Regions from separate parts of the Homo sapiens genome. Here all the other regions are linked to region 1. The links are chromatin loops, found by intact Hi-C in ENCODE. Cell type or tissue: PC-9. All regions are shown on one strand. Links, peaks and the distances in the headings refer to the core of each region. The heading gives the core; the rest is flanking DNA.

Region 1 (10,131 bases), core at 1,100-9,099:
AAGTAGTTCAGTATGGCTAGGATACAGAGAAAGAGCTGGAAGAGATCAGAGAAATGTAGACAGAGGCCAAGCCAGGGAGCTTAGGATTTCTTCAGTAGGTTATGGGGACCAGGAAAGGGTTTTAAGTAAGGAAGATCTAAACATGCTAGAGTTCTGAATTAGTGTTTTTAGAAAAAAGAAGACCACAAAGAAGCTCCTGTTGTCACCTAAGAAATAATGGAGTAAAGAAAAGAAGTTACAATTGTCGGCTGTAGATGTGAAGACTAATTGAATGTTGAGAGTGAGGGAAAAAGGGGACCAAGGGGACTCCTGGACCTCAGGCCATTTCCTGCATAAGAACAGAGAAAAAGGAACAACTGGTATATGCCTGTGGGAGTAAGGTGGGGTGGAAATTTGAAGTTCAAGGATGAGGGCTGGGCTCACTTGAGGTCAGGAGTTCAAGACCAGCCTGGCCAACATGGCGAAACCCTGTCTCTACCAAAAATACAAAAATTAGCCAGGCGTGGTGGCAAGCACCTGTAATCCCAGCTACTTGGAAGGCTGAGGCAGGCGAATAGCTTGAACTCAGGAGGCAGAGGTTGCAGTGAGCCAAGATCGTGCCACTGCACTCTAGCCTGGCGACAGAGCGAGACTCCGTCTTGAGAAAAAAAAAAAAAAAGAAGAAGTTCAAGGATGAGACTACTGGCCAGGAGTTCCCTGGCTGACAGGCCATAAGAACTAAGAACAGAACCCACATCTTGTAACTTTTAAGTACTGTCCTCCTTCCACTGGGAACGTTGTAACTTAACAACAGCCCTTCAGGTCTATAGTCCAAGGGCAGAGCAGGCTTCCTGCTAGATGGGGATTTGTAAGATAGACGTGACTGAGCTGGTGACAGGGAGGCCTGAGGACAGAGGGCCAGTACTCCCTATCCTCATCCACCCTATTCCCCTGAAAACAGCTGTTATATTAAAAGCAAAGTGTCTTTTCTTTAGCTATGCTTCTTTCTATGCAGAGTACTGATGCCAGGTGATATATACATACTCATGAGGAATAGCAATAACTGGGATTTTTAAAAAATGTCTCCCCCTGCTATAGCCCCTTTCCAGCAATTTTGAGTATGCAAAGCAGGAGGCCAGCAACTCCTGGCTCCCTGAGACTTTCCCAGCTGTGGCTTCACCGTCCTCAGAAATTCCAAGAGATGCACGAAGCTTTCTTCTTTACAATATGTGAAAACAACAGACACCATTTAATGATGCTTACTACATGCTAGGTACTGTCATACCTCAACTCAGTTTATCTTCACAACAGCCCTAGGAAGTAAGTGTTAATATGTTCATTTTATGATTAAAGAAATAGAGATGCTAAATGCTAAGTAACTTGTCCAAATTACACAGTCAGTAAGTAAGAGAGTCTGAATTGGATTCTTAGGTCTAGCTCCAGAGACCACACTTCTTTTTTTTTTTTTTTTTTGAGATGGAGTCTCGCTCTGTTGCCCAGGCTGGAGTGCAGTGGCACGATCTTGGCTCACTGCAACCTCCGCCACCCAGGTTCAAGTGATTCTCCTGCCTCAGCCTCCCAAGTAGCTGGTACGACAGACATGTGCCACCACACCCAGCTAATTTTTTGTATTTTTAGTAGAGATGGGGTTTCACTGTGTTAGCCAGGATGGTCTTGATCTCCTGACCTCGTGATCCACCTGCCTCGGCCTCCCAAAGTGTTGGGATTACAGGCATGAGCCACCACACCCGGCCCAGAGACCACACTTCTAACCTATGTGCTATAATGCCTCACATAATGTGGGCAGGGTAGGGTACCACAGCTCTTGGGGAAGGACGTCAGAGAACACTGGATAGGAGTATGGAGTGTCAGGAGAATTTGCTTCTTGCCTGAGTTGTAGTATGTCACAGCTGGATGATACTCAAGGTATTAAATTCAGACCCATCATTTTCCAGATGGGTAAACTGAGGCCCAGAGAGACAAGAGAATTGTCTAAGGCTACGATGAGTTTGTGGCACAGTTAGAACCAGAGCCCAGAGGCAGGCTCCTAACAGATATTCTTTCTGCTCCAGCAGGACTACACCCATAAAACCATCAGACATTCAAATAAGCAAGCACACCATGAGGGTCAGGTCACCCTCAGTCTTCCTGTATCCAATGGAAAAACAGCCATTCACTTGAGCTACTTGAGATGAATGAGACAGTAATCCATGAAAATAGAAACAGGTGAAGATGAATGATAGTTTTATCCAGAGAAGAGAAACAGAAAGTGGCTGGGGCTGGGATCTGGTTGAGGGATAAGGGAGAAGCCAGCAAGCACTCCCCTCCTGGAACTTTACACATGGCTCTGAACTCACCCACATTAACACCATCTATATGAAGTTCAAAGATTTTCTACCAAAAAAAAAAAAAAAAAAAAAGGTTGCCTTGCCAGGTGCAGTGGCTCACACCTGTAATCCCAGCACTTTGGGAAGCTGAGGTGGGCAGATCACTTGAGGTCAGGAGTTCGAGATCACCCTGGCCAACATAGTAAAACCTCGTCTCTACTAAAAATACAAAAATTAGCCAGGCGTGGTGGCGGGCACCTGAAATCTCAGCTACTCAGAAGGCTGAGGCAGGAGAATCGCTTGAACCCCGGAGGCAGAGGTTGCAGTGAGCCAAGATCGCACCACTGCACTCCAGCCTGGGTGACAGAGACTCTGTCTCCAAAAAAAAAAAAAAAAAAAAAAAAAAGAAAGAAAGAAAGAAAAGAAGATTGCCTTAAAACTGGATGGGGAATTGGAAGCATGGGTTCCAGTCCTGCTCTGTGTCTAACTCACTCCATGGTATTAGATGGACCATGTCACATCTCCTGGCCTCAGGTGCCTTATTTAGACATAACCACCTTGTAAGGCCCTGCTGAGGGGACCAGCTGTTCCTGGAAGAATAAAGCTGTTCTCAAACGCCTGTACTTACCTGCAGGGGGAGTGTGACCTGGGTTTGGAGATCCTCTTAGGGGGCAGGGGAGGAGTTCATGCTGAGAATAAGTCATTGGCAGAGCAGCAGAGCCCTGGGGAACATCTGCCAGGAAAAGGCTACACCAGGGCATGGAGTGCTGCTGCTCAAGACACTGTTTAAAGTAACCTTCTCAGTTAGAAAGTAACAAATACTCACTGGGGACAGTTAGAAAATGCAAGAATAGAAACACACACACACACACACACACACACACACGCACGCACGCACATCTTCAGATATTACCACTGTGCATATTTTGGACTTTTTTCTTCTCAAATCTGTTTTCCCTCTGTTATAGACTGAATTGTGTGCCCCCAGAATTCCTATGTTGAAGCCCTAATCCCTAATGTGACTAATACCCTGTTTGGAAATAGGGCTGTGAGGGAGGTAATTAGGATTAAATGTGTCATGTGGTGGGGCCCTAATCCAATGGGGCCAGTGTCCTTACAACAAGAAGAGACCCGCAGAGCTCTCTCTTTCCACCACGCACAGAGGAAAAGCCATGTGAAGACACAGCCTGAAGGCATCCTTTCTCTGATTCGGAGAACTAGTGACTGAGACTGTGTCTGCTGGCCCAAATCAAGAAGCCCCAGAACTCATGATTGCCATCATGATTAAATTTTAGCTCCAATTATGATATTAATAGACTGTATGGCAGGGGTTCCATCAAAATCACCCAGCTCACCATCGCTGGTTTTAGACCCGTTGTTGATGGAAATCTCGCCCACCTCCCACCCGCCCTGCCAACCCATCCAGATACCTGTCTTTCAGTATCTTGAGAAGAAAAGTTGGAGCTTCCAGAAAGCTTTGGTGATTTAAAGTGCTGGTGGCAAACACCTAGAACCAAATCCCACCTCTGTCGCTTACTTTCTGGGCTCCTGTGAGCAACTTAAACTCTGGGAGCCTGAGTTCTGAGGTAAAATGGTGGTTGGTGGTCATACCTCACAGGGTTTGCCATGAAGATCAAATGAGAGAAGGCATGTAAGACCCTTAGATGGTATATATAATATATTTAACAAATGGCATCAACTATTATTTCAAGATAAGCCCCACTGAGTAATCTGGAAATGTCCTGGTTGCAGTCCAGTCAGTGTGGACTGTTGCTAGGCATATAGGAAGTAGGTCTTCTCTCTCCAGCTAGCACAAAAGCTTCCAAGGAAGCCACTGGGTCTTCTTGTCCCATTGTCTCCTCTCTCAGGCCCACAGGGTACAGGAGGTACTGAGTTGAGTCTCACAGAAACCTTCTTACTCTTATAGTCAAAACTGCATTTATTTAAAGACCTGTCCATTTACATATATCATTTTTCCTGTTGACTCTCATAGCCACACCTGGCACAGAAGTGTCACATGCCTGACTAGGTCTGCTGGCCTGAAACCTAACAGTATGACACCATTCTCTATAAAAAGCCACCTTCTCAATAAGAAAAGTGCCTTTTTTGTTTTGCATGCCTTCATCATGGCCAAGGGAGGGGAGCTGAACAAATGTGGGTCCAGATGGCTTTAGAAGAGAGCTGCTAAAGCCAGGCGCAGTGGCTCATGCCTGTAATCCCAGCACTTTGGGAGGCTGAGGCAGGTGGATCACCTGAGGTCAGGAGTTTGAGACTAGTCTGGCAAACATGGCAAAACCCTGTCTCTACTAAAAATACAAAAAATTAGCTGGGCATGGTGGTGCATGCCTGTAATCTCAGCTACTTGGGAGACCGAGGCAGGGGAATCACTTGAACCCAGGAGGCAGAGCAGGGAGCCGAGAGTGCACCACTGCACTCCAGCCTGAGCGCAAGAGCAAAACTCTGTCTCAAAAAAAAAAAAAAAGAAAAAGAAGAGAGCTGCTGTCAGGAGACCTCTCCGTCTGGGAAAAGAACAAGCCACTCAGAGGCAGAATTCTACCAAAGCAACAGCTATTCTCTCAGTGACTTCTGGGTGCCAGATGTTCTCCTTGTGGAGTGGGGGTGGGGACCCCGTTTACTAATCCACAGAAACAGACACAAAATAGTTAGGATAACTGACCAGGACAAAAGATAGAGAAGACAGACCACCAGCTTTTTAGGATATCAAGGTAAGAAAGGGCAATGATAGAAAGTGTCCATCACAGTTCAGTACCACCACAAGTGCTGTCATGGAGCGGCCAGGACTCGAGTACGAAAGGAACAGCCAGATACTTAGTGTTGCTTACAGGAGGTGAGAAAAGAGAGCTGACTTGCCTAAGAAGCAGCAGGAAAGGCTCTCTTGAGGGTGGGTAGTGTATCCCGGGAAGTGGGCCACCTTCCTCGCAGCCCTGGCACAATGGTGCACAGAGATCTAGAAGTGTAATGGGAAAAAAATCTGCTTCAGTAGAAAGCCATGCATTTTCTGAGCACACTCTTCCTCCCTGTCAGATTCTGATTCCACGGGAGCTATTTCGCAACCCTTTGTGAATTGTAGGCAACTAATACATGTGCCTACTGGGCAGGATGCTGCCCAGGAGAGTTTCAATTGATTTCTCCCCTCCCCCTGCCTTATCTCACAGAAAAACTAGTTCAACTCCTTTACTCCAAATTTGTGTTGCTTTGACTTTTCCTTTGAACCAGTTGTAATATCTGCCTGGTTCCATCATACGAGTAAAATAAAATCTTCATGATGAATTCATTTTTAATATCTGTATGAGAGTCATCATCTTACCTTTTTTTCCCTAAAAATTATCCTTTAACAGAAGTTTTGCCTCCCTTCTGCTAGATGCCTCTCAAGTGGTCTCAAGCTGACTCACCTTCCCTGTTGGGATTTGGGAAGGTGGAGTCATTCGCAAACAGGCAGAGGCAGACATTCAGGTTTCAGTAGTGCCCATCGCTACTATTTACAAAGCACTTGCTGCATACCAGCCTCTGGGTGACATGCTCCACACATAGTAACTCCTTTGATCCTAAAAAAAAACCCTGGATAGTAACTATTCATATTTCTGTGTTACAAGTAAGGGAAATGAGGCTCAGAAAGGTAAAGTAAAGCAACTTGCTGAAGTCACTCACACAGGAAGTGTTGGGGGAGGGATCTGATCAAAGCCTGCCTGACTCCAGTACTCTTAATTCCCAGGCAACCTTACTTTGGCCTTAAATACAGTTTCAAATCTTTGCAGGACTGGGGTTTCGTTCTTCACAGTGAGGAAGACTGAATCATCACGAAGAAGTGCTCAGAGAGTAGGTAGCCTCCGCAGTCCAAGAGAGTGCTCAGGGAGGGCTCCTCCCCTCTCCCCTCTCCTCTTTGCTGCTGCCTGCTCACCTCCAGATCCTACCATCCATGTATCAAACAGAGATTGGTTTCTCTCTAAATTCATTCTCTTCAACCTCAAAGTAGCCCAGCATGGCCTGGAAATCCTACTCCATTCATCAGGTTTACTGACGGTCCCACTCACCTCAATGACAATTATAAATCTCTTTGTTCAAACCTTCTCTACTAAAACCTCTTTCCCCCTCAGCCTCCTTCTGACTTGGCCTTGCATGCCACTTTGCAGAGAAAATAGAAGCCCTCTCATCCTTCTAATACTGACTGCCTCCAGCTACACCACTCGCACCTTCTTCCCTCTGACTCCCGCCTGCTGGGGTTCATCCTCCACTACGCTTTGGCTCCACCACCATCATGTTGTGGGTAACTAATCATTTTCTCCTCTTTTTAGTATATTCACTTTCTCCCTCTATCAACTGGTTTCTCCCTGTTGATTTAAAAGAAAGCTTTTAAAATATACATAACATAAAATTGACCATTTTAGCAACTTTAAGTATTCAGCTTAGTACATTCCTATTGTTGTGTAACTATCACCACCATCTCCAGAACTTTTTCAGCTTCCCAAAATGAATCACAGTATTCATTAAACAACAATTCCACATTCCTTTCTCCTCCTAGCCCTTGGCAAACATCATTCTACTTTGTTTCTACTCCAGGTGTTCCATATAAAGTGGAATCATACAGTGTTTGTACTTCTGTGACTGTCTCCCCTACTGACATTTTTTCCAATTTAAAAATTGTATTAAAATACATATAACATAACATTGACTATCTTAACCATTTTTAAGTGTACAGTTCAGTGATATTAAGTACATTTGTATTGTTGTGCAACTATCACCACAAACCATCTCCAAAACTTTTTCAGTCTTGCAAAATTGAAACTCTATACTCATTAAACAGTAACTCCCCATTCCCCCTCCCACCTCACATTCCCTGGCAACCACATTCATATAGTATTTTGTGTGTGTGTGTGTGTGTGTGTGTGTGTGTGACTGGCTTATTTCACTTGGCATAATGTCTTCAGGGTTCATCCATGTTGTAGCCAATCTCGGTATTTTCTTCCTTTTTTAGAATAATATTTTATTGTATGTATAAACCAGCTTTTGTGTATCCATTCAACATCAACAGACACTTGGGTTCCTTCTGCAGTCCAGCTATTGTGAATAAGAGTAGTCTGAATATGGGGGTATGAATATCTCTTCAAGACCCTTCTTTCAATTTCTGTACATATACGCCAATAAATAAGATTATTAGATTACACGGTAATTCCATTTTTAAGTTTTTGAGGCACTGCCGTACTGTTTTCCACAGTGGCTGACCATTTTCCATTCCCATCAACAGTGCCCACGGATTCCGATTTCTGATCATAGAAGCCACCCTAATGGGGGTGAGGTGGTGCTGTGTTGTATTCTTGGGTTGCATTTCCCTAGCAAAAAAGAGTTGAGTCTCTTTTCATGTGCTTACTAACCATTTGTATATCTTGGAGAAACGTCCATTCAAGTCCTTTGCCTATTTTTAAATTGGGTAATTTGATTTTTTTTATTGTTGTTTGAAGAGTGTTCTATATATTCTGTACATTAATCCCTTATCAGATAGATGACTTGCAAATATTTTCTCCTATTATGTGTGGTGTCTTTTTACTCTGTTGAGAGTATCTTTTGATATACAATTATTTTTAATTTTCATAAAGTCCAACTTGTATATTTTTTCCTTTGTTACGTATGTATGCCTTTGGTGTAATAATGACGAAATCATTGCCAAATCTGATGTCATAAAGTTTTTGCCCTATGTTGTCTTCTAAGAGTTTTATAGTTTTTGGTCTACATTTAGGTCATAGATCCATTTTGAGTTAATTTTTATTTTTGGTGTTAGGTAAGGGTCCAACTTTATTCTTTTGCATGTGGATAGCCAGTTTTCCCAGTATCATTTCTTAAAAAGACTGTCTTTTCCTCATTGAACGATCCTGACACACTCATCAAAAATCATTTACACATATATACAAGACTTTATTTCTGGACTTTTATTCTATTCCAATGGTTTATATGTTTGTCTTTGTACCTCACTCTCTCGATTATTGTAACATATGTATTTTTTGAAATCAAGAAGTGAGAGAACTCCAGCTTTATTCTTATTTTTCAGGATTGTTTGGTTAATCGGGGTCCCTTGAGGTTTCATATAAATTTTAGGATAGCTTTTTCTATTTCTGCAAAAAAAGAAATATCTTTTGGATTTTCACAACGATTGCATTAAATCTGCATATCATATTCGGTATTATTGACATCTTAACAATACTTTTTTCAATCTGTGAACATGGGATGTCTTCCAGGTTTTTGTGTCTCCTTTAATTTCTTTCAGAACTATTTTGTAGTTTTCATTGTATAAGTCTTTCAACTCCTTGGTTAAATTCATTCCTAAGTATTTTATGCTTTTTTATGCTATTCTATTGTAAATGGAATTGTTTTTTAAATTTCCTTTCTAGATCATTCATTGTTATTGCACATAATAGAAAAAATGAATATTTTTTGGGTGTTGACTTCGGATCCTGCTACTTTATTGAATTTGCTTATTTATTCAATATTTTATTGTACTGTACCCATCCTTCTTCCTGTGATGAGGAAGGGACAAAGTAAGATGTGTAAGATTTCATCCCACTACTCAGAACAACGTGTCATTTAAAACTTCTGAATTGCTTATTTCTGGAATTTTTCATTTAGTATTTCCAGCCTGCAGCTGACCACAAATAAATGAAACTGCAGAGAGTGAAACCATGGATAAGGGGCTGACTTCTAATTTCAACTTCTAGCTGCCAAGTTACACAAGAAAGAAACTGAGCTGCACCTTTGGCCCCTCTCCCTTTACTTCTCACATCTAATGCGACATTAAAACCTGTTGACTGCAAATCGCAAGCAGCCCTTAAATACATTCTTTTCTCACATTCACCTTCACCCCTACTCTTGTGCAAGCTATCAGCGTATCTAACCCAGACTACTTGTAAGACCTTCCTAACTATGTGTCTTCATCTACTGCAGCCCCTCTGCTCAGATGAAAGCCAGTGATGGTTACAAAATGCAAATCTGATCATGCCATAAAGAAGATGTCTCACCCTGCTGGGTGAGGTGGCTCACGCCTGTAATCCCAGCACTTTGGGAGGCTGAGGCAGGTGGATCACCTGAGGTCAGGAGTTTGAGACTAACCTGGCCAACACAGTGAAACCTCGTCTCTGCTAAAAATACAAAAATTAGTCGGGCATGGTTGTGGGCGCCTGTAATCCCAGCTACTCGGGAGGCTGAGGCAGGGGAATCGCTTGAACCCAGGAGGTGGTGTTTGCAGTGAGCTGAGATCGCGCCACTGCACTCCAGCCCGGGTGACAGGCCAACCCCCCTACCCCCACTGAAAAAAGAAGATGCCTCGGTGCAGCACCATGGCTTGACTCCTTCTTGCTTTCAGCCTTGTCTCTCACCACATAGTCCCACATATACTCACCTCTTCCTGAGTCCTTCCAGTCCCCCATTTCCTTCCACACAAAACTGTACCCATGCTGTTGCCTCTTCCTGAAAAGCTCTTATCCCACCCTTTTCAACATCCACACATTCCTTCTACACAGCCAAGTACCACCTACTTAGGGATTCTGACCTCCTTGAATAGCTCAAATCTCCCCTTTCAGGGCTCTCCTAGTACCTTGACCACTCTCTTCTCTAGTTCTTTTTTGCAAATTTATTTATTTGTAAAACTATTTGATTGCATCATAAGAACAGAGGCTGAGCCTGTTTTGCTCACAATTGTACCCTCCCCTACCAATGTCTGCAAATATCAATAGTAAGTGCAGTTAACGTTTATTGATACATGTGCCAGGTATTGTTCTAAGTGCTTTGCACAGATTTTTCTTATTTACACCTCACAACA
Region 2 (10,131 bases), core at 1,062-9,061, 220 kb after region 1:
TGACTACAAAGAACAGAACTCCTGCCTAGGTTGGTTACAGCCTAAATTACCATCCCTGTGGCTCCCACTCACAACCTTCTTGACTTATAGATCAAGAAACCAATAAGAGCTCCCAAAAGGAGAGAGGTGTTACCTCCTCCTTCTATATCTCCCACAGACATGGAGGCTCCCATAATTTCAACTCTATCTTTATCTCCTATAGGTCTCTATCATAGACCCTCCACCCTGCCAGCCCTTTATGTGCTGGCACCATCAACCCTGGTTTTGCAATTCTACCCCCTCCATCTAGGATGTCTCTCCTCCTCTATTCTGCCTACCCATCATTCAAGGCCTAGCTGAAGCTCTGCCTCCTCCTTGAAGCCTTCATTCTTCATCAGGTCCACGGTGAGTATATTTTCTCTATGCTCCATACTTTGAATACTTGTTCACATTCAGTTTGACATTTTTAGAGTAGACTTTCTTGTAGTAACCACCAACAGAGCCTTGCACATTAGACATCTTACCTAGATCAAGAGTTCCCCAAAGGCAGGACTGAGCCTTTCAGGGGGTGTGCAGTAAATGTGGTTGAATGCCACTGGGTGAAATGGAAGTTAAGCAGACAGAAAGAGGAATCAGAATATGAATGTACTGGGAATAGGGATGAGGGTGAAGATGGGAAAGGGGATGGAAAAGGAGCTGCAGATGCAGCAAAGCCAAAGTCTTGGTTATAGAGGCACCATCTACACTCATCCTTGGAAGACCAACCCCAAATCACTTCAGGTTGCTTATGGTTAACATAAAAAAGCTTTGCTTTCTCCCTGTGTCTAGGCCTTAGTTAATAATGAATGCCTTCATATAGTTTATATCAGTGTAGGAGGTCTGTGATGAAAGAGGCCAGAAACATTCTTACCTGGATCTCCTTTCTCACCCTTCTCACCAGGGGTGCCATCTCTGCCATCACGGCCTGGGGCCCCATTATGGCCCGGATGCCCTGGGATGCCCGCCATCCAACCTGTGCAGGCCCCCTTGGGCAGGGGAAGCAGGACTCCGGGCCCTTGAGTCGTGGTTTCCTGGTCATGACCGGGCAGAGCTAATAGCAGTAGAACAGCTCCCAGCAACAGCATCCTGAGCCCTGGAATCCACATGTGCACTGTCAGCCATGGAGAGACAGACCCCACACACACACCCAGTTGGGACCTACAAAGGACTCCGTCCATCTCAGCAGAGTCTACTTCTAGGAGCTGCTTTCTAAGTATTCAACTTTTCCAGGAAGACTTTTCTGAATATTGCAGCCCACCTTGATCTCTTTCTGCCCTGAAATCTGTAATACTTAGCATTATTCCCTGTGTGTAGTCTCCTTTCCTCACCAAGATTATGAATTCAGTGATTGCACAGATGACACTCCTCTAATTTTCCCATGTCTGAGCACAGGACCAAGCACAGGGAAAGCTCCAAGAGTCGACTTGCCAAGAATCCATCCTTGGGTTTCCCAAGTACGATGACACAGATTGCTCCATTCAATGCTAACCAGCTTCTCTCCTCTGGCTCCTTTCTTCTTTTTCTTTCCCCCCTTCTCTCTCATTTTCTGTGTCTATTCCTCCTTCTTACTCTCTCATTCTCTTTCTTCCTCTACCCCTCTCCTGGGGCACATGTTTGACTATTGGGTATATTACATTTGCACACATGCACACACACAAACACACACAGAGAAAAAGAGAGAGAGAGGGAGGGAGAGACTCACCTTGTGTTAAGCAGACAACGAGAGACACATCATCCCATGAACATATCCCCTGGCCCTTTGTTTGCCTGAGCCATCTTTAGCTGCCCCTCCTCCCCTGTCTAATCTCTATTCAGCTTTCAGGACCCAGTTTGGATGTCATCTGTTTCAAGAAGTCCTCCTTGTTCTCCATCTCACTCCTTGGCTGGTTCTTTCCCCTCTGTGTTTCTCCAGTGCCCTGGTAATATGGTTTGGGTCTGTGTCCCCACCCAAATAGCACGTCGACATGTGTTGGAGAAGGGGCCTGGTAGGAGGTGACTGAATCATGGAGGCAGACTTATCCCTTGCTGTTCTCATGATAGTAGGTGAATTCTCACAAGATCTGGTTGAAAGTGTGTAGCACTTCCCCTATATTCTCTCTCTCTCTCTTTCTCTCTCTCTCTCCTGCTGCTGTGTGATGTGCTTGCTTCCCCTTCGCTCTTTCTTCCACCATGATTGTAAGTTTTCTGAGGCCTCCCCAGCCATGCTTCCTGTACAGCCTGTGGAACTGTGAGTCAATTAAACCTCTTTTCTTTATAAATTACCCAGTCTCAAGTAGTTTTTTACAGCAGTGTGAGAATGGATTTATACACCTGGCTTAGCTCTATCATTGCACTCTGCTGTAATTTCTGTTTTGCTCACCCATTTCTCCATTAAACAGCAAGTACCAGGGGACAAAGACTAACACACTAATAGCAGAGTAGGGACTAAATAAGCACTTTTATAATGAGGAAAAGAAATCATGAGAGAGCCAGAGAAAGGAAGGGAAGGAGGAAGGAAAAGAAGAAAGGAAGATAAAAAGGAAGAGTGGAAGAGGGAAGGAAGGAGGGAGGGGGAATGTATTTGAAATATGTATTCTGGAGCCCTAGCAAAGAGCTCAAGTGGCACAGGTAGTCAAAAGCCTCCCTGTCTCAAAATCATTCTTTGATATCCCCCTCCCAGAAAAGGGCCCAATACAGGTATAGGGACTTTTATCCCCTCTCAGATTCTGCCTCCGATCTTAGGGGGATCTTAGGCCTCCACCTCAGATTGCTGAGGTCTTAGTCTTCCCACTCTCACCAAGGAGTTGGGAGAAAGCATCTCACAGAGAGAAATAGGTCCTAGGATCCTGGATTAGAGGCATCACTAAGACCCTCTGTGGGTTAATGTGGTTAATCCCAAGAATCTGATTCTAAACAAAGTGTAGTCCATGTACTTTATTTTACCTTAAAAATTCACTATTTTTCATCAGTTTGCTTGTCTCTTCTAGATTATATGAAGTCTCCAGAATTAGGTTTGTCTTCAGGACAACTGAAGGTTTGTTGAAGACAAACCTACTCCTCTGTGAGGGATGGAAGAAAGACCGTGATTGGCAATCTCACCCCAAAAACATGGGCCTGGTATCTGGAATCCCACTCCTATGCCCCATTACCTGGGGTTCTATACTACCCTCTTCACGTGGCACATCCAACTCATCTTTCATCTTTATCATATATATGAGATAAATTTTGTATATACATATAAACTATATGTATATATTACATATATAGTTCATTAAAAATAATAGTTATATAGTTCTTTGGACATGACAGAAAAGAAAACAATACTCAACTCCAAGAATGTCTCTGTTTATTTTTAAACATAGTGGAATCATACTTTATGTAAAACTTTATTCCTTTATTTTGTCTTTGGCATTTTCTAGTTTTTATAATGACTATTTTTAACGTCTCAGAGTGAGTGCTAGTCTAGTAAGTGGATATAATCAATATATATTTGACCATTTATATTTCATCAAACTTTTAGCATATTTTCATTTTAAAATATTATTTTATATTCTGTAAGAAATTATACTTTGATTTTTAAATAATATTTTAAATATCCTTAGGCATGTAGCTTTCCCCAAGATTATTATTCTGTTATGACAGATTCCCAGAAGTAAATTACTGGACCAAAAGGTATGCACATTTTTAAGTCTCCTGATACATATCCCCACATGGCAGCATATGTTATACTGCCAACCAGTAGTACATCATTAGTGTGTGTATAAAAGGGCATACCTTAACTACCCTCATCAGCTTTGGGTATTATAAAAAACATTTGTGTGTTGTCAGTTTAGTGAGCAAAGGAAATAATGGTACCTCACTGCTCTAGTTTGCTTTTTTTTTTTTTTTTTTTTGAGAGAGAGGATTTCACACTGTCACCCAGGCTGTAGTGCAGTGGCACAATCTCGGCTCACTACAGCCTCCACCTCCCAGGTTCAAGCGATTCTCATGCCTTAGCCTCCCAAGTAGCTGAGATTACAGGCATGCACCACCACACGCAGCTAATTTTTGCATTTTTTAGTAGAGACGGGGTTTCACCATGTTGGCCAGGCTAGTCTCAAACTCCTGACCTCAGGTGATCCGCCCGCCTTGGGCTCCCAAAGTCCTGGGATTAAAAGCATGAGCCACCACGCCCAGTCCTTGCCTCTAAGTGTTAAACAGTTCTTATTCATGCTAAGATTTAGTAAGTATTCAATTTTCTTCTGTTTTTTTCTATTGTTTGATATAGTTAAAATTTCACTTTTTAATGTAGCTCTGATTTTTTGTTTTGATGTAAGCTGTGACCTAAGGTACTCAAATGATTTCTCCCCACTTGAAGACTAGCTGTTACAACACCTTTAATTGCATTAATTTTTTCTCTCACTATAGATCTGATGCATCATTTATCAAATATCAGGTTCTAATATGATCTTATAAGTAAAGTAACCATTGATAATGAAATGGCAGACAGAGAGAAGAGAGACAGAAACAGCAACAGAAACAGGTGCAATCAGACTCAGGTGCTGCCCCTTTAGGTGTCATGAGTCTTTATTTAAGACCCACTACCATCATTTATATGTACATTTGTCGCCCTCTACTGAATTTGAAGAATTCAGGAGAGTGTTCTCAATAGCTTCTGGAAATAAAATGAGAAACAGCTTAGGTTTGACTAGTCTCAAGATAAGAAAAAAGAGGTGAGCTACATGAGAAGCCAAGGGGAGACCAGCAAAGCCCCTTTTGCATTTTAGGAGAATTCTTGTTCTGAGACTTTACAGATTTCATGCATCTTTAAACTTCCTCACTGCTTGTCACCTCCACCCTTTCTTATTATGGCTTTGGCAATAAAACTCCTGAGAAGAACTTTGAGCTCCATGCATGTTTTTCTCCAGAAATGGGAAGAATCTGTGAGGCTCCATCCTTTTCTGCTGGGAAACAGGAGGAGAGAATCCAGAATATGTGAAAGCCCCAGAGATAAAGGGTGACGGGGGGCTTACCCCAAACCTTGGAGAGAGGGCAAACTCAGGGGTCTCTGGAGTTTTCTGGCTCCTCCCCCTTTGTCAAAAATAAAGATCTCTTTCTCCTACCCTAAGGGAACACTGTTTGTCCCCAAACTTCAGTATTATGGACAGATTTCTCCACTAATAGGTGCGATCAGCCTGGGTTCCATGACAGTGGCACGGGGTAGAGGTGCCAAAAATACAAGAGTGTGATTAGCACAGGAGCCTCAGAAGTTTCCAAGACCAAGAACGGACTCTGATTGTAAAAGAAAGTTGCATTCCAACTTAATTCTGGGTGGGAAACCAGCAATTAATAACAATTGAAGGTCAGTGCAAACGTGCCTAATTTTCAAAAAAATTTTCAAAATTATTTGTGTTCTTTTTTATTTTACTTATTTATTTATCTGGAGATGGAGTCTTGCTCTGTCGCTAGCATCTTGCGCTCTCCAAGTCTCAGGAGACACATTAGAGTCAAAAGCAGGGCTTTGGGAAGATTAGGTAAAATAAGTTTTGAAAATGCCACATGAAAATGATACTCCAAGGAACCCTCACCCATGTCAGCGTTCTCATGTTCCTCATCTCACATAATCCCGTTTAGCGGATTAGGAAGCTGAGTCTGAGAAGCTCCGTGTCATGCTTTCGGAGGCACCGTGATGCGATGGAAAGCTCACCGATTTGGAAGTCAGAACAGAGTCTCTCAGGGATCGTTTCCTTAATCTCTCAGTTTCCTCATCTCTAAAGTGGGGGTCATATATATAAAACGACAAACATATAAAAATACCTATTTTTTTAGATATTGCCATTGTTACACTTTGCTTGTTACCCTTCCTTCCTTCCTTCCTTCTTTCCTTCCTTCCTTCTTTCCTTCCTTCCTTCTTTCCTTCCTTCCTTCCTTCCTTCTTTCCTTCCTTCCTTCCTTCTTTCCTTCCTTCCTTCCTTCCTTCCTTCTTTTCTCTCTCTCTTTTTTTTTTGTTTCTGAAGTGGAGTCTCGCTTTGTGGCCCAGGCTGGAGTGCAATGGCACCATCTTGGCTCACTGCAACCTCCGCCTCCTGGGTTCAACTGATGCTCCTGCCTCACCCTCCCAAGTAGCTGGGATCACAGGAATCCACGACCACACCTGGCTAATTTTTTGTATTTTTAGTAGAGATGGGATTTCACCATGTTGGCCGGGCTGGTCTCAAACTCCTGACCTCAAGTGATCCGCCCGCCTCGGCCTCCCAAAGTGCTGGGATTACAGGCATGAGCCACTGCGCCCGGCCTGTTACACTGTATTTCTATCAGAAAAAAATTATTACTAAGTAATAGTGAGTACTATGATCTAAAACTCAATTATGCCTAAAAAGAAAACTTTTACAAGGATCAACAAGCTAAATCTCAAGTGTCACAATTCTTTGCCTTTGTAAAATGCTATTTGTTGTGTCCCTGTGGGCTTAGCATGGCACTAAAAGTTCCTAAGTCTCAACTCTGGTTATGTGTCATTTAGTGACTCAGGAATCTGCTTAATTGTTTTTGGTCACAAAGCTTTTGGCAACGAAGGAGTGATGAAGCTAAGCGCACCCTTGAAGTGTCATAAAAAAAAATGAGGTAGTATGATCAGCTGTACAGTTAGAGCAATAAAAAGTCCAGGCAGACCTTCTGATTCACCATAATCAATTTAAGATTTCTTAATGTTTCTTTCCTGGCAGCATACAAAAAGGCAAAATTAATAAATAACATAGTTGTTGTATAACAAATTTTGTTACTTTTTATAAAACAAAGGGATCTATTTTATCTGTATTAAAATTAAAAATTTTGTGGACTTTAAAAAATTTTTAAAATGCTATTTATAAAACCCTTTTCTCACCTAGTGTCTCATTCGATTCTCACAATCATTTTGAGAGACAGGATAGGGTAGAATAGGGAGCACGGGCTCTACGGTCTTGGTGCTTAGGCACAAATCATTTGTTCTGACCTGTAATGCGTTTCAGTGTTCTGTTTGTTGGAAGATCAAATGGTGTAGTCTGTGTAAAATGCTTAGAATGGTGTCTGGCACATGTCAGTGCTCAGTAAATGTTAGTGATGAGTGTATGCATTTTAGAGATGAGGAAAGGGGACTTCAGAAAGGTTAAGTGGCTTTCCAAGATCCCAGAGCTACACAGAGAGGAGTCGGAAATTAAACTCTGATCTTCAGAACCCAATAACAGACTCTTAGACATAGTCCAGGAGGAGAAAAGTATCGTGGTCACACATCCTGCCTTTCAATATGCCACCCCATGGGGTGAGGGATACAAGAAAAAAGTAGCATAAAAAGACTTCCACTGTAATCCCAGCACTGGCTTTCCTGGCAAACCTCGCACAGGCATGGATTCATCTGCTTTTAAAATTATACCAGGGGATGACCGTGATGTTCTCAGGATCCTAAAGGGCCATACTGTGATCATTTATCTTCATGTTAAAGTGTATGAGAAATTTCACTTTGACCTACTGGAATTTCAGTTGCAACAGCAGAATCCTGTGAAATGCAAGGACAGGGTCCCCTCTGGGACTGGCAGGAGGCAGAGCCGTGTGGGGGAAAGAGATCACCAAACCTGGTGCCAACTCTTCCAGCAGAAAAGGGCATTAAAGCACACAAAATTGGCCAGGCACGGTAGCTCACACCTGTCATCTCAGCACTTTGGGAGGCTGAGATGGGTGGGTCACATGAAGTCAGGAGTTCAAGACCAGCCTGGCCAATATGGCAAAACCCCGTCTCTACTGAAAATACAAAAAAATTAGCTGGGGGTGGTGGTGCCTGCCTGTAATCCCAGGTACTCAGGAGGCTGAGACATAAGAATTGCTTGAGCCTGGGAGGCGGAATTTGCATTGAGCTGCACTCCAACCTGGGTGACAGAGCAAGACTCTGTCTCAAAAAAAAAAAAGTATACAAAATCCTCAAATGTCAGAGCCAAAAGGAGCCCCAGAAATCACCTCACCCCTGCCTTGCTTTTACAAATGGGAAGGCTGAGGGGAAGGAGTAGGAATGCACTTATTAGAACCTTATAGAAGCCAGTTCCCATGCTAGATTTTACACGTTATTTATCTTCATCTTTACAATAACTCCATGAAGGAAGGAAATGAGCCCAACTTCAGAGATGAGGAAACTGACAGATTAAGGAGATGATCCCTCAGAGACTCTGTTCTGACTTCCTAACGAGTGAGCCTTCCATCACATCACGGTGCCTCCGAAAAAGCACTACACGGAGCTTCTCAGACTCAGCTTCCTAATCCGCGAAATGTGATCATGTGAGATGAGGAACATGAGAACACTGACACTGGCGCGAGTTCTTTGGAGTGTAATTTTCATAAGGCATTTTCAAAATTTATTTTACTTAATCTTCCCATAGCCCTGCTTTTGACTCTAACGTGTAGGAGAACCTGAGACTTGGAGAGGGAACGATGCTAGCTAATTCAACCACTGGATTGAATTATATCAAACTCCCATTTTTAAAAGTCAAAATGGGCCGGGCGCAGTGGCTCATGCCTGTAATCCCAGCACTTTGGGAGGCTGAGGTGGGTGGATTACCTGATGTCAGGAGTTTCAGACCAGCCTGGACAACATGGTGAAATCCCGTCTCTACCAAAAATACAAAAATTAGTCAGGCGTGGTAGCGGGCACCTGTAATTCCAGCTACTTGGGAGGCTGAGGCAGGAGAATCACTTGAATCCATGAGGCAGAGGTTGCAGTGAGCTGAGATCGCGCCACTGCACTCCAGCCTAGGTGACAAGTGTGAAACTCTGTCTCAAAAAAAATAAAAATAAAAATAAATAAAAGTCAAAGTGTAGAATATTGGCAGTTTCACACGGTGCAACCCAATAATAAATGGCATAACCAGGAATCAACTCAGCTTTGCCTAGCTCCCAGGAGCTTTGCCCGAAAGCCTTCACTCAGCCCTGGGAGAGCTGTCAATATCTCCATGCCCAACACACACACATACCCGCACCCATACACACACCTCCACCTATGCACGCGCACACCCACACACCACATCCACACATCCACATACGTACGCACCACCCCCCCCCACACATACACACCCATCCAAATGAGTGTGCGCGCGCGCACACACACACTCACACACATACATACTGTCAAGGAACTAATAAAACAGAGCATCCCACGCACCACCACATTTTTAGGATAAGTCTCTCTCCACATGATTGAATTTCTGATTGAAATTCCTGATTGAAAGTATCTCTCCAAAAGACATCACCTCTTGACTTTAGCCGTATGTCTGGGACCACCGGTCCACTGGCTTGACAAGGAGTAGGTGGAAAGTTTGTCCCTACAGCCACCTTAAAAAGAGCAAGCATATAATCCCAGCCTTTTGGGAGGCTGAGGTGGGAGGACTGCTGAGCCCAGGAGTTTGAGGCCCCCCAGCCAATATAGTGAGACCTCATCTCTACAAAAAATTTTTAAAAATTAGCCAGGCATGGTTGCACACACCTGTAGTCCCAGCTACTCAGGAGGCTAAGATGGGAGGGTCACTTGAGCCTGGGAAATCGAGGCTGCAGTGAGCTGTGATTGCACCACTGCACTCCAGCCTGGGTGATAGAGTGAGACCCTGTCCCCAAAAAAGACAAGGAGCCAGTCTTGTGTCTATTTTTTTTTTTTTTTTTTTGAGATGGAGTTTTGCTTTTTTTGCCCAGGCTGGAGTGCAATGCTGTGATCTCAGCTTAAGACTCCTCGGCCAGGCGCAGTGGCTCACACCTGTAATACCAGCACTTTGGGAGGCCGAGGCAGGTGGAATATGAGGTCAAGAGATCGAGACCATCCTGGCCAATATGGTGAACCCCATCTCTACTAAAAATATAAAAATTAGCTGGGCGTGGTGGCGCATGCCTGTAGTCTCAGCTACTTGGGAGACTGAGGCAGGAGAATCGCTTGAACCTGGGAGGCGGAGGTTGCAGTGAGCTGAGATTGTGCCAAAAAAAGACTCCTCAAGACTTAAGGAAGAGTGGCAGCAGGGACTGCTGAGGAAGCTGCCGGGCTCCCTGTGTACCACTGGCCTTCATGAACAAAGCTGACACCATCATGCTCCTTCGGACATATTCTGCTAGCATAAAGGGACCCCCATCTCCCCAACCGAATTAGGCAGAGCT
Region 3 (10,131 bases), core at 1,065-9,064, 100 kb before region 1:
GCGCGTGCCTGTAATCCCAGCTACTCAGGAGCCTGAGGCAGGAGAATCGCTTGAACCCGGGAGGCAGAGGTTGCAGTGAGCCTAGATCGTGCCACTGCACTCCAGCCTGGGTGACAGAGTGAGACTTCCAAAAAAAAAAAAAAAAAAAACATACCTGATCAGGCCTGTAGATAGTCTAGAGGAAATACGAAGTATGAGGAAACGTCTCAGACAAAAACCACAAGAATGTATCACCAAAGTCCAAAATGTGAGCAATTCTACAAGATACATGATTTTTTTTCCAAATAAATAAATGGTAAAGAAGAAGAGGGGGAAGGAGGACTGCTATAAAGTTAAAAAGAATTGAGACGCACAACCCGATGTGATATGTGAACTTTCTGACTGAATCAAATCAACTATAAAAAGGCATGTTTGAGATAACACAGACAACTTAATTATGTACTAAATTAGATGATTTTAAGGAATTCTTTTTGAAGAATTATGAGGAATTATGAAGAATGATTATGAAGAATTTCAAGGAGTTGCATTTGGAAATTTGAAATTTAAAAAAAATTTTAATAGTAAAAACAAAAGCAGAAGGTAAAAGGGAATAAAACTGTAAATAAGATGGATCCAGGACTGGATTTGGGGCATAGATGTATACATGTGTTATAGGAGTACCACAAAACAAGCTCTATGTTTGCAGCTACCAATGTGAGAAGGGAGAGAAAAATAGTGAGAAAGTGCTCAGTACCTACTCAGCAAAAACAAACAAGCTTTTCAGGTAGAGCATCATTCTACTGCTAAGTCCTGAGCAAATCCTCTGCCCTGGATCATCACTTAAAACAAATCCAGGACAGCTTCCCTTTTTAATTTGATTGGCCAAATATTTAAATCCTTTACTCCATACCCCAACCACCTGAACTATATAAGACCAAAAGACCCCTCATCATTTAAGAAACATTTGTTGAACTCTACTATATTTCAGTATGTGTGGTAAGAGTAAAGTATTTATTTACAAAGAAGGCAGACTCTGCTGTCAGTGAACTTAGAGTCTATAGTGATTTGCTGGCATTCATACAACCATCACATCATGCCAAGATAGATAGGTCATGAGAGCGAATAACAAAGATCTCTGGAAGCGGAAGGATTCCTCTTCAAATTCTCAGGACAAGTTAAGGTTTCTTACAGAAACACCATAACTGTGTGTTGTTAGCACAAGATGGGTTTTGCTGGGGGTGACATTCCACATAAACCAAAGGCAGAGGTGGTCTGCACATCCTTCTGGGGTGCTTAGTACATGAGCTCCCCCCTTATCCAAGGTTTTGCTATCCATGGTTTCAGTTACTCATGGTCAACCATGGTTTGAAAATAGGTGAACACAGAGCAATAAGATATTTTGAGAAAGAGAGACCACATTTACATAATTTTTATTACAGTATATCTAATCATTGTTCTATTTTATTATTGTTAATTTCTTACTGTGTGTAAGTTTTGTTTGTTTGTTTGTTTGTTTCATTTTTTGAGATGGAGTCTTGCTCTGTCACCCAGGCTGGAGTGCAGTGGCGCGATCTCGGCTCACTGAAACCTCCACCTCCCAGGTTCAAGCGATTCTCCTGCCTCAGCCTCCTGAGTAGAACTACAGGCATGCACCACCACACCCAGCTAATTTTTGTATTTTTAGTAGAGATGGGGTTTCACCGTGTTGGTCAGGATGGTATCAATCACTTGACCTTGTGATCTGCCCACCTTGGCTTCCCAAAGTGCTGGGATTACAGGCGTAAGCCACCACACTCTGCCCACTCTGTGTAATTTATAAATTATCATATATCATATAATTTATCATAGGTATGTGTGTATAGGAAAAAACGTAGTATATTTAGGTTTCAGTACTATCTGCAGTTTCATGTATCCACTGAGGATCTTGGAATGTATCTCCCATGTATAAGGGGGGACCACAGTACAGAGACAAGCATTAAATTGGTATTTACAATTGACCATCAATCAGAAAAATTATACAAAAATTTCGATAGGCTCCCACAGTGGTAGAGATGTTTATAGGGTTCGAGGACCTTTAATGACTATTCTTCTCCTTCAAGTAAAACTGATAAGTTATTAGTTAGTAAGACAGTAGCAGCGGCTTTAGTTCATTTGGTAGTATTTGTCCAGCTCTTGAGGTGAATGTGGTCTCTGTGATGACTTTTAGAAATGTCAGATTTCTAGTAAGTCAAGTCTATATAGATTATTTTGTTTATGCATACATATATAACATGTGAGTTATTTGATTAAATGCATATATGCCTAAAAAGGTATATCCACATGTAAATATGTATTTATATGTATGTATGTATTACATATAAGCACCTAATTTGTATATACATCCATGGCGTTATTTTTAAAAACTTAATGAGATTGTCTATTCTCAGTGTCTAGAGAATTATTCAATATGAGCTCTGTAGCAACACATAAGTGATAAAGTCTATAATGTAATGGCATCTCTCGAAAGCCAGCCTTGGGCCCTGTCCAGGTAGCTGAAACATTTGGCTGCCCAGTGCTCCGGAGGATTGCTAAAATTAGCTAGAGAGAAAAGAGGCAAATATATCTTAAGGATGGCCGGGAGCTGAGTCTAACTTCACTTCTTTTCCAATAAAGTGACTGTCAAAAACCAAAGATCTGGGCTAAAAAGGGCTTCAGAAAGCCATTTGATTTCAGTTCCAGCTGAAGTGTGAATTTCTTGTACGGCACAAAATTAGTTATCTATTGCTACATAAAAAGTTGTCCTAAAACTTGGCTTAATTCACCCAAAGCAGTTATTATCTCAAAGTTTCTGTGGGTCAGGAATTAACACATGGCTTAACTGAGTCAGTTGTGCTCAGGGTCTCTCATCGGGATGCAGTTAAGATGTTGACCAGGGTCATAATGACCTGAGAGTTTGACTGGAGTCGGAAGATCCATTTCTAAAACAGCTCACTTGCATTGTTGGCTGTTGTTAAGAGGCCTCAGGTTTCTAATCTCATGGGCTTCTTCAAAAAGCTGCTAGAGCGTCCTCCTGACATGAAGACTGGTTTTTCCAGAGGCAATAATCTAAATACCAGGGAGGTAGAAACCACAATGTCTTTTATAACCTAGTACCAGAAGTAACACTGTCATTTCTGCAGTATCTTATTGGTTACATAGTTAATGCTATTCACTAAACAAGGTATGAACACCAGGAGGCAAGGATCCCTGGGTGCCATCTGGGAGTCTGGCACACTCACCCACAGGCCTCCCACTGTTGCTTGAATGCTTACAGTAATGGAACCTCATTCCACAAGGCAGCCTACCTTACCATTAGCCGCTCTGATGGAAATTACTCTCTTGCTTTGGGTTGTGATATGGTTTGCTTGTGTCCCCACCCAAATCTCACCTCGAATTGTAATAATCCCCATGTGTCAAGGGTGAGGCAAGGTGGAGATAATTGAATCGTGGAGGTGGTTTCCCGCATATTATTCTCAAGTAAATGAATAAGTCTCATGAGGTCTGATGGTTTTATAAATGGGAGTTTCCCTGCACGTGCTTTCTTGCCTGCTGCCATGTAAGATGTGCCATTGCTTCTCGTTTGCTTTCCGCCATGATTGTGAGGCCTCCCTAGCCATGTGGAACAGTGAGTCTATTAAACCTCTTTCCTTTAGAAATTACCCAGTCTTGGGTATGTCTTTATTAGCAGTGTGAGAACAGACTAATACAGGTTGTAAATATTATCCCGCCTTTTTAATTCTTCTCTGTATCGGGAGGCTGAGAAAACAATGCTAATCCTTCTGTGAAAAAAAAAAATAGTCCTTCAGATATCTGAAGATGGTAATTCTGTACCTTCTAGTCATCCTACTTCCACATCCTACTCCACCCCATTCTCCAGTTCCTTCACTTCTTTTTGTCTATGTGAGGAGCTTTAAGACAAGACTCCTTATCCCAAAATATTTATTTAAGAATAGGTGAGGGCACATGTCCCCTCCCCAGCTTTTCCTTCACCTGCTGTCCAGCCATTGTGTCAGTGTCCTCACCTCTCCTAAGCAGGTCATCTACCCTGGGGGAGTGCCTACATGCCATCTCATCAGCTACCAGAGCTCAATTTTCAACCAGGAGTTTCATCCTTCTTTAAAAAGGTCAACTGAATCCCATACAAATTTTATGTGGTAACAAGAGAAGGAAAAGAGAGCCCTGGCCCAGTAGGGCTTCTCATCAACTTCATGACCCACACTAACTCCAGTGATCACTAACCTAAGACACAAAGGTCTAAGCAATAAAGAACTCTGTCTTGGGGCAGTCTATATTCTAGGGTGATGGGAATATTTCTGTCTGCAATAATTTTCTATTTTACCATCCTATTTCCCTTTTTGTCACCTAGATTCATTTTTCTGCCCAGCAGTCAGAATGACAGCTTTGAAATATAATTTAAATCATACTGCTCCCCTGCTCAATTCTCCAATGGATTCACATCACTTTCAGAGTAATATCCAATTTTCTCATCATACATACAAGGTCTACCTATCTTTCCATCTCATCTCTTGCCACTTCAGCCTCCCTCACTCTGCTGTTACCATACTGACTTTCTTGCTGTTCTTCAAACATACCAGACTCTTTCCACCTCAACACTTTTGCCCTTGCAGTTTCTTTTACCTACACTCTTCCCTGGACCTTCCCATGTCTTGCTGTTACTTCATTCACAGTTCTGCATGTCACCCTCTGAGTGGTTTCCATAAATCACCCTATTACCCTCTATTTATTTACCATTAGTTCATTTTCATGTTAGTACTTATCACTAACTAGCATTATATTGCAGTAGTTGTTTGCCTATTTGCTTATTGTATTTCTTCAGTTTTGTTTTCTAATGCCAAGAACGGTGTCTGGCACTCAGTAACATCAGGTAAATAAAAGAATGAAACATCCATTAAAATGAATTTTCCTAGCCTGCTTTCTGAGTAGCGCTTGGTATCTGAGTTAGTGATATTATAAAATACATCTTTTTTGGTACCTGAGTACCTGCTAACTGTATCTTGGTAAATCTGTTCCATGCCAAATTTCTTTCTGTTCTGATGATTCAAACCTTAGCAGTCAGACAGAGCTGAACTTGGTCCTGGTAATAAAAGCCTTTCCCTTAGGAGAGCTCTTTGCAACTGAGAGATGTGGTCTCCTAACCCCCGAGGTGTAATTTGAGCAATCAGGCCAGGTGAAACCCGAGCTGGTAAGGAATAAGAAAGGATACAAATGATGATGTTGTTATGGCTGTTCTAAGACACAAGGGGGCAGCAAATCCAGCTCTTTATTTATTTAACGTGGTAAGAATTTTTTTTTTTTTTTCTCAACTTTTATTTTAGATTCATGGGAGATATGTGCAGGTTTGTTACCTGGGTATACTGTTTGATGCTGAGGTTTGGAGTACAAATGATCCCATCATTCAGGTACTGAGCATAGTACCCAATAATTATTCAACCCTTGCCGCTGTCCCTCCCTCCCCGCTCTAGTAGTCCCCACTGGCTATTGTTTCAGCTCTTATTTTTAAAGGTAAAACAGGAATTTTGACAACTATCATTAGTTATCAAAACTGATGGAGATGTTCAACAGATTAGATAAATCTATGGAGATTCAATCGATTAGATAAATCTCAGTATGTCCACACAATGAGTTTCTTCTGGAGGAATGCAGTAATAATTTTAGCTAAAATTTAAACCTTGGCCTAAGTTATAAAAGGACTGATAGGTCAAGGAGTGAGGGCTTAACTGTTACCAGGGAGACAGCCCGTGTGTCCTGTAGGGCCACTGGGAACTTCGTGAGGAGGTGAGCCGCAGGAGAACACGCTTTCTGAGCAGGAAGTGGGGCTTCTGTGGAAATCAGGATTGTCAGACGCTTAATCCTAATTGCCACCCCCTTGGGCCTACACACTGGGGCAGGGAACTTACCAAGTTGTCCATGTCAAAACGTACTTTGGAGCCCTCACTCTTAGCTCTTTTTCCACCCAAACTTTATAAAAACACCAAAAAGTTCAAAAATATTGAGTAATCATCTGTAATACCCCGAACAACAAGGAATAGTGTCATGAATGGACCAGAAACTTAAAAACATTTTTTTCAGGAAACGATCCAGATGGGAAAAGATTGCACAAAGTCTTGACCGACTAGTCACATGTGAAAAGAGGGCCTGAAAGAAAAGTAAATGAATAAACCCCTTCCCAGAACCTGAGAAAACCATCAGAATAGAGCAGAAAGGCTCAGGGTGAGGGCAGGGGTGGGCAGCTGAGGGGATCTGACTGAAGGAAGATGGGATAGAAAGTTGTCCCATTCCAGCAGGTATAGCTAAAAATAAAAATAAAAAAAATAGAAAGTCATGGAAAGCAACAATGTAATCATTGTAAACATAGTTATGAAACAATGTTAGGTTACTATATAATTATTGAGTGATAAAGTATGCTGCAAAAAAATCAATAATCTATATAACTTAATGCTAGACAAGCTTTATTGAGCAACTGCTATGTACGAGCACCATGCTAAGTGCTTGATATGCATTATCTCATTTAATCTTAATATAATTACCTACATGGTAAATTCCATGGTTATAGCCACTTAAAGGATAAAGAAACAAACTCAAAGAGAACTTGACCAAACCCACACAGCACGAAAATGCTACGTAGGCTGGTCTGACTCTGAAGCCCACGCTTTTAATGACTATAGGCAAGCCACACCTTGGCATCTTACTCTGACATCACCATATTCTCGCTGCAGCCCATTGCGACTAAACAAGCCACAACCTCGCCCAGGACTCCTACCTTCCAAGCACCTACAGATTTCTACCTTCAAGTTATGAGCCCAGAAATTCCCTTGGTACTTCATCCCTACTTCATACTACACACCTATTAATTTCATTCTTTCTTTCTTTTTTTAAGAGGGGGTCTCACTCTGTTGCCCAGGTTAGAGTGCAGCGGCATGATCATGGCTGACTGCAGCATCAACCTCCTGGATTCAGGCAACCCTCCCACCTCAGCCTCCCAAGAAGCTGGGACCACAGGTGTGCACCACCATGCCTGCTAATATTTTTTATTATTTTTATAGTGACAAAATACAAAATATTCCCTATGTGGCCCAGGCTGGTCTTGAATTTCTGGGCTCAAGTGGTCCTTCCATTTTAGCCTCTCCAAATGCTGGGATTACAGGCATGAGCCACTGTGCCCGGCCTATTAATTTCATGGATCAGAATTTTCCTACCCAGCAAAGCCTAGGATCTACTGACCAGCTTTAACAAAACCTCCAAGAGACCTCCACTGCTTCTCTCCCCATCTCTAACTGTTAAAGCAAATCCAACTTTCAGGGGCTAGCTCAAAAGCCATCTTTTCCCGGAAGCTTTCCTGATTCTCCCAGAAACAATTTTTCTCTCTCAACTCTGACTCCAGGAGTCACTTGTGGCTTTCCCTTATAGCCTTCATTCATCTAGATAGAGGTGCAGCATCACACAATCCTAGCAGCATGCACAGAGCCTATCAGAGAAAGCACTGGCTATAGGTTCGGGCTCAGCCATAGGTAGATTACTCATATGGTCCCAGAATTTGCCACTGTGCCCATCCTGATGGGCTCACATTAGCAATCATAATTTTTCTGGCTTAATGGATACCTAACCCAAGAAGCAGCTATATCAGGAAGACCACCTCAGCTGAGACATGGGCAATGTGGGATACACAGCACAGGACCTACCCACAACAGGGCCTCCTCTCAGCCTCAGCTAAATATGCATTCGGAATGGAGAATACTCACTGACCACATACATAGTCACTCCCTAGAAGGAGGTATAAGCAAGAGTATTCAGGAATCATTGCAAAGAGAATGCAAGCAGACTCGAATCTTCTTGTTGCCTACATAAGGCCAAGCTAAACGGTTCTTTGAGGCTGCCTGATCAATATTAGAGCTGGGTAACTCAAAGTTCAGAGGCCTGAGAGAGCACGACCATGGCAGCTGCTCCCTCATAAAATTCACCATTACCAGGATTTTTCAAGGGGGTGCCTTTGCACATGTGAGGGAGGAGAGAGGAGGAGTTAAGGGAAAAACAGTTTGCTCCACATGGACTCTGACTTCATGCAGCAAGGAGGCCCCACTCTGGATGCTCCTCAAGATGATCCCTCTCCCTGGGGGTGGGGTCCTGACTTCTTTGGCCTCTCTCAGCATTGTGAGTATGACGGCCAAGGTCATCCCCCTGCAAGCCTGGACCTATTAACACTGCCCAGAGGGGAGCAGCCGAGGGAGAGGCCCCGGAACAGGAAAAATGTCCCAGCTTCATAAACCCACAAGCCCAAAAGAAGGAGGTAGCAGCTACAGGACTTCACTGTTTTTTTGGCTAGGGTGGCTGGAGGAGATGGCAGATCACAGCAGGGGAGAAAGTAAGAAAGGAAAACGGGGAGAGGAAAGTGGATGGAGAGGAAGGAAGAAAATATAATAGTGATAAATGGGCAAAAGGGAAGACGGAAGGAAGGAGGAAAGGAGGGTCAAAAAAAGGAGCACAAATAAGAGGGAATCTTTAGAAAAAATAAAGCAGAGACTCAGAGGGAGAAACAGAGGGAGAAAGAGTAATAAAAAGAAGAAGAGAAGCCAAGGAACAGTCAGAAACAAGAACAATAGGAAGAAATAAAGGGGAGAGAGAGCAAAAAAAAAAAAGAAAGGACAGAACTTCACTGTCCTTCTTGGCCAGGGTGGAAAGAGCAAGGAACAGAAGAGCAAGAAGAAAGCCACTAGGGGAAGCAGAGGTAGGAAGGGCAGGAATGGAGAAAGAAGAAAGCAAGAGACAGAGTCAGAAAGACTGAGAGACAAAGAGAGACTTGGGGAAGGGGGAGGGAGAGTCCTTGAGATAAGTGAGATAGAGTGGAATGAAGAAAGGAGAGAAGAAAAAAGACAGTCTAAGAATACCAGAAAGAACCAAAGGGAGAAAGGAAGAGAAAAGAAAGAGAGAAAAGGGCAGAGAGCATGAAATAGGAGGAGAGAATTCAGAATGTGGAGACAAAAGGCCAGGGAGAAACAGGAAGCTAGAGAAACAGAAGCACAGAGGGAGAATTTGAAAGGGAAAATTTCTTCCCTTAACTCTCTACCTACACACCTGGACATTATCCCCTCCCAAGGGACCTCTTAGGAGTCAGTTGCCTTGATGAACTAAAGGGGCTTGAAAAAGTGTAGATAACAGGAGTGGGTGTTAAGGAGAAGAAGGAAGCGGAATGGGAATAACAAACAGAAAAAAGAGAAGAGCAAATGAGAAAGGGTTGGGTTAGAAACAAGATGCAGGGGCTTTGTCCACCCGCTGTCTAATTGCGACCCTGTCTGAGCCTCACTTTTCTCATCCATTAAATGAAATGCTTACTTTACTAATTTTTTAGGACAATTAAACTCAAGAATGTACATAAAGCACCTGAAATGCCACACTCTCTTAATGATTCTTTTTATTTTGTGGGTTGTAGTTCTGATGCCAACAATGAACTAGGTTACAGGAAAACAGGATCTCATCTTACTCACCTTTATATACCCATCACCTAATACACACCCTGTTACATAGATACAGCTAATGTGTGTCAAATGAATTGAAAAAAGACAGAGAAGGGAAGATACAGAACTCTTAGAAACAAAGAAGAAAAGAGAAATGGAGATAAGGGAGACAAAGAAGAAAAGAAATTTTTTTTTTTAATGGAGGAAGAGGAATAATGTAGAAGAAAGAGAAAAAAGAAGCAAGGAACTTTGCTTTGGTGACAACCAGGCAGCTCAGTACAGAGCTCCCACTCACAGTGAAATCTGTAGTTCTATGGATCTCACCCTGATATAAAGCTGCCAGACTGACAGCAAAGCCACCTTTGCAAAATTATGACTGAGACAGTGAAAGAGATCTAACTTAACTGATTCGACTCCATCTTGCTTCTAACCTCCAAGCTGTCCTTGTTCATTCTTGGCTGTAGGCTGAACTAACTTTGAGAGAAACTTCGTTTATAATTTGTAGTTTAAAACAAAAATGATAACAGCTCTTTCCCAAAGCAGATCTCCTTCTTGCCTGGGGACCAGACTGCCTTTGTAGGACTAACATTAATCACAAGATTAGAAATTATGGTTTGGGAGTCATGCAGCTGGAGGCTACAAGATTCTGACCCTCCCTAAAGTG

The links. Hi-C counts contacts between places; a loop is a spot of excess contacts. Peaks named below come from ENCODE experiments on the same cell type or tissue, not always from the same donor. Only the 100,000 strongest peaks of a DNase experiment are listed, where the experiment ranks them.
Region 2: it touches region 1 in a loop (3-fold over the local background); 20 of 110 quality-filtered maps call a loop at or near these places.
Region 3: it touches region 1 in a loop (6-fold over the local background); 2 of 110 quality-filtered maps call a loop at or near these places.

The regions. Positions count from the first base shown.
Region 1 is chr3:187,059,663-187,069,793 of GRCh38, reverse strand. All of the region lies in intron 5 of ST6GAL1 (ST6 beta-galactoside alpha-2,6-sialyltransferase 1), which reads right to left. Among named protein-coding and RNA genes, the nearest start is that of RPL39L, 75 kb to the left of the region's middle. RefSeq lists a silencer at 2,984-3,033 and an enhancer at 3,981-4,160. In PC-9, for the core only: CTCF peaks have their summits at 5,886, 6,696, 6,995 and 7,357; DNase peaks (open chromatin) are centred at 5,403, 5,813, 6,843, 7,073 and 1 weaker place; H3K4me3 peaks cover 2,865 bases; H3K27ac peaks cover 4,623 bases.
Region 2 is chr3:186,844,031-186,854,161 of GRCh38, reverse strand. ADIPOQ (adiponectin, C1Q and collagen domain containing) reads right to left here. Exons shown (of 3, transcript NM_004797.4): 2 at 890-1,111. The coding sequence starts at 1,103. ADIPOQ-AS1 (ADIPOQ antisense RNA 1) reads left to right here. Exons shown (of 4, transcript NR_046662.2): 2 at 1-29; 3 at 290-384; 4 at 920-2,276. Among named protein-coding and RNA genes, the nearest start is that of ADIPOQ, 6.4 kb to the right of the region's middle. RefSeq lists a silencer at 5,438-8,256 and enhancers at 8,322-8,369, 1,112-10,131. In PC-9, for the core only: CTCF peaks have their summits at 4,394 and 4,596 (motif pointing left); a DNase peak (open chromatin) is centred at 4,621; H3K27me3 peaks cover 724 bases.
Region 3 is chr3:187,160,382-187,170,512 of GRCh38, reverse strand. No RefSeq gene overlaps it. Among named protein-coding and RNA genes, the nearest start is that of RPL39L, 26 kb to the right of the region's middle. In PC-9, for the core only: CTCF peaks have their summits at 5,033, 5,233 (motif pointing right) and 8,866; a DNase peak (open chromatin) is centred at 5,142.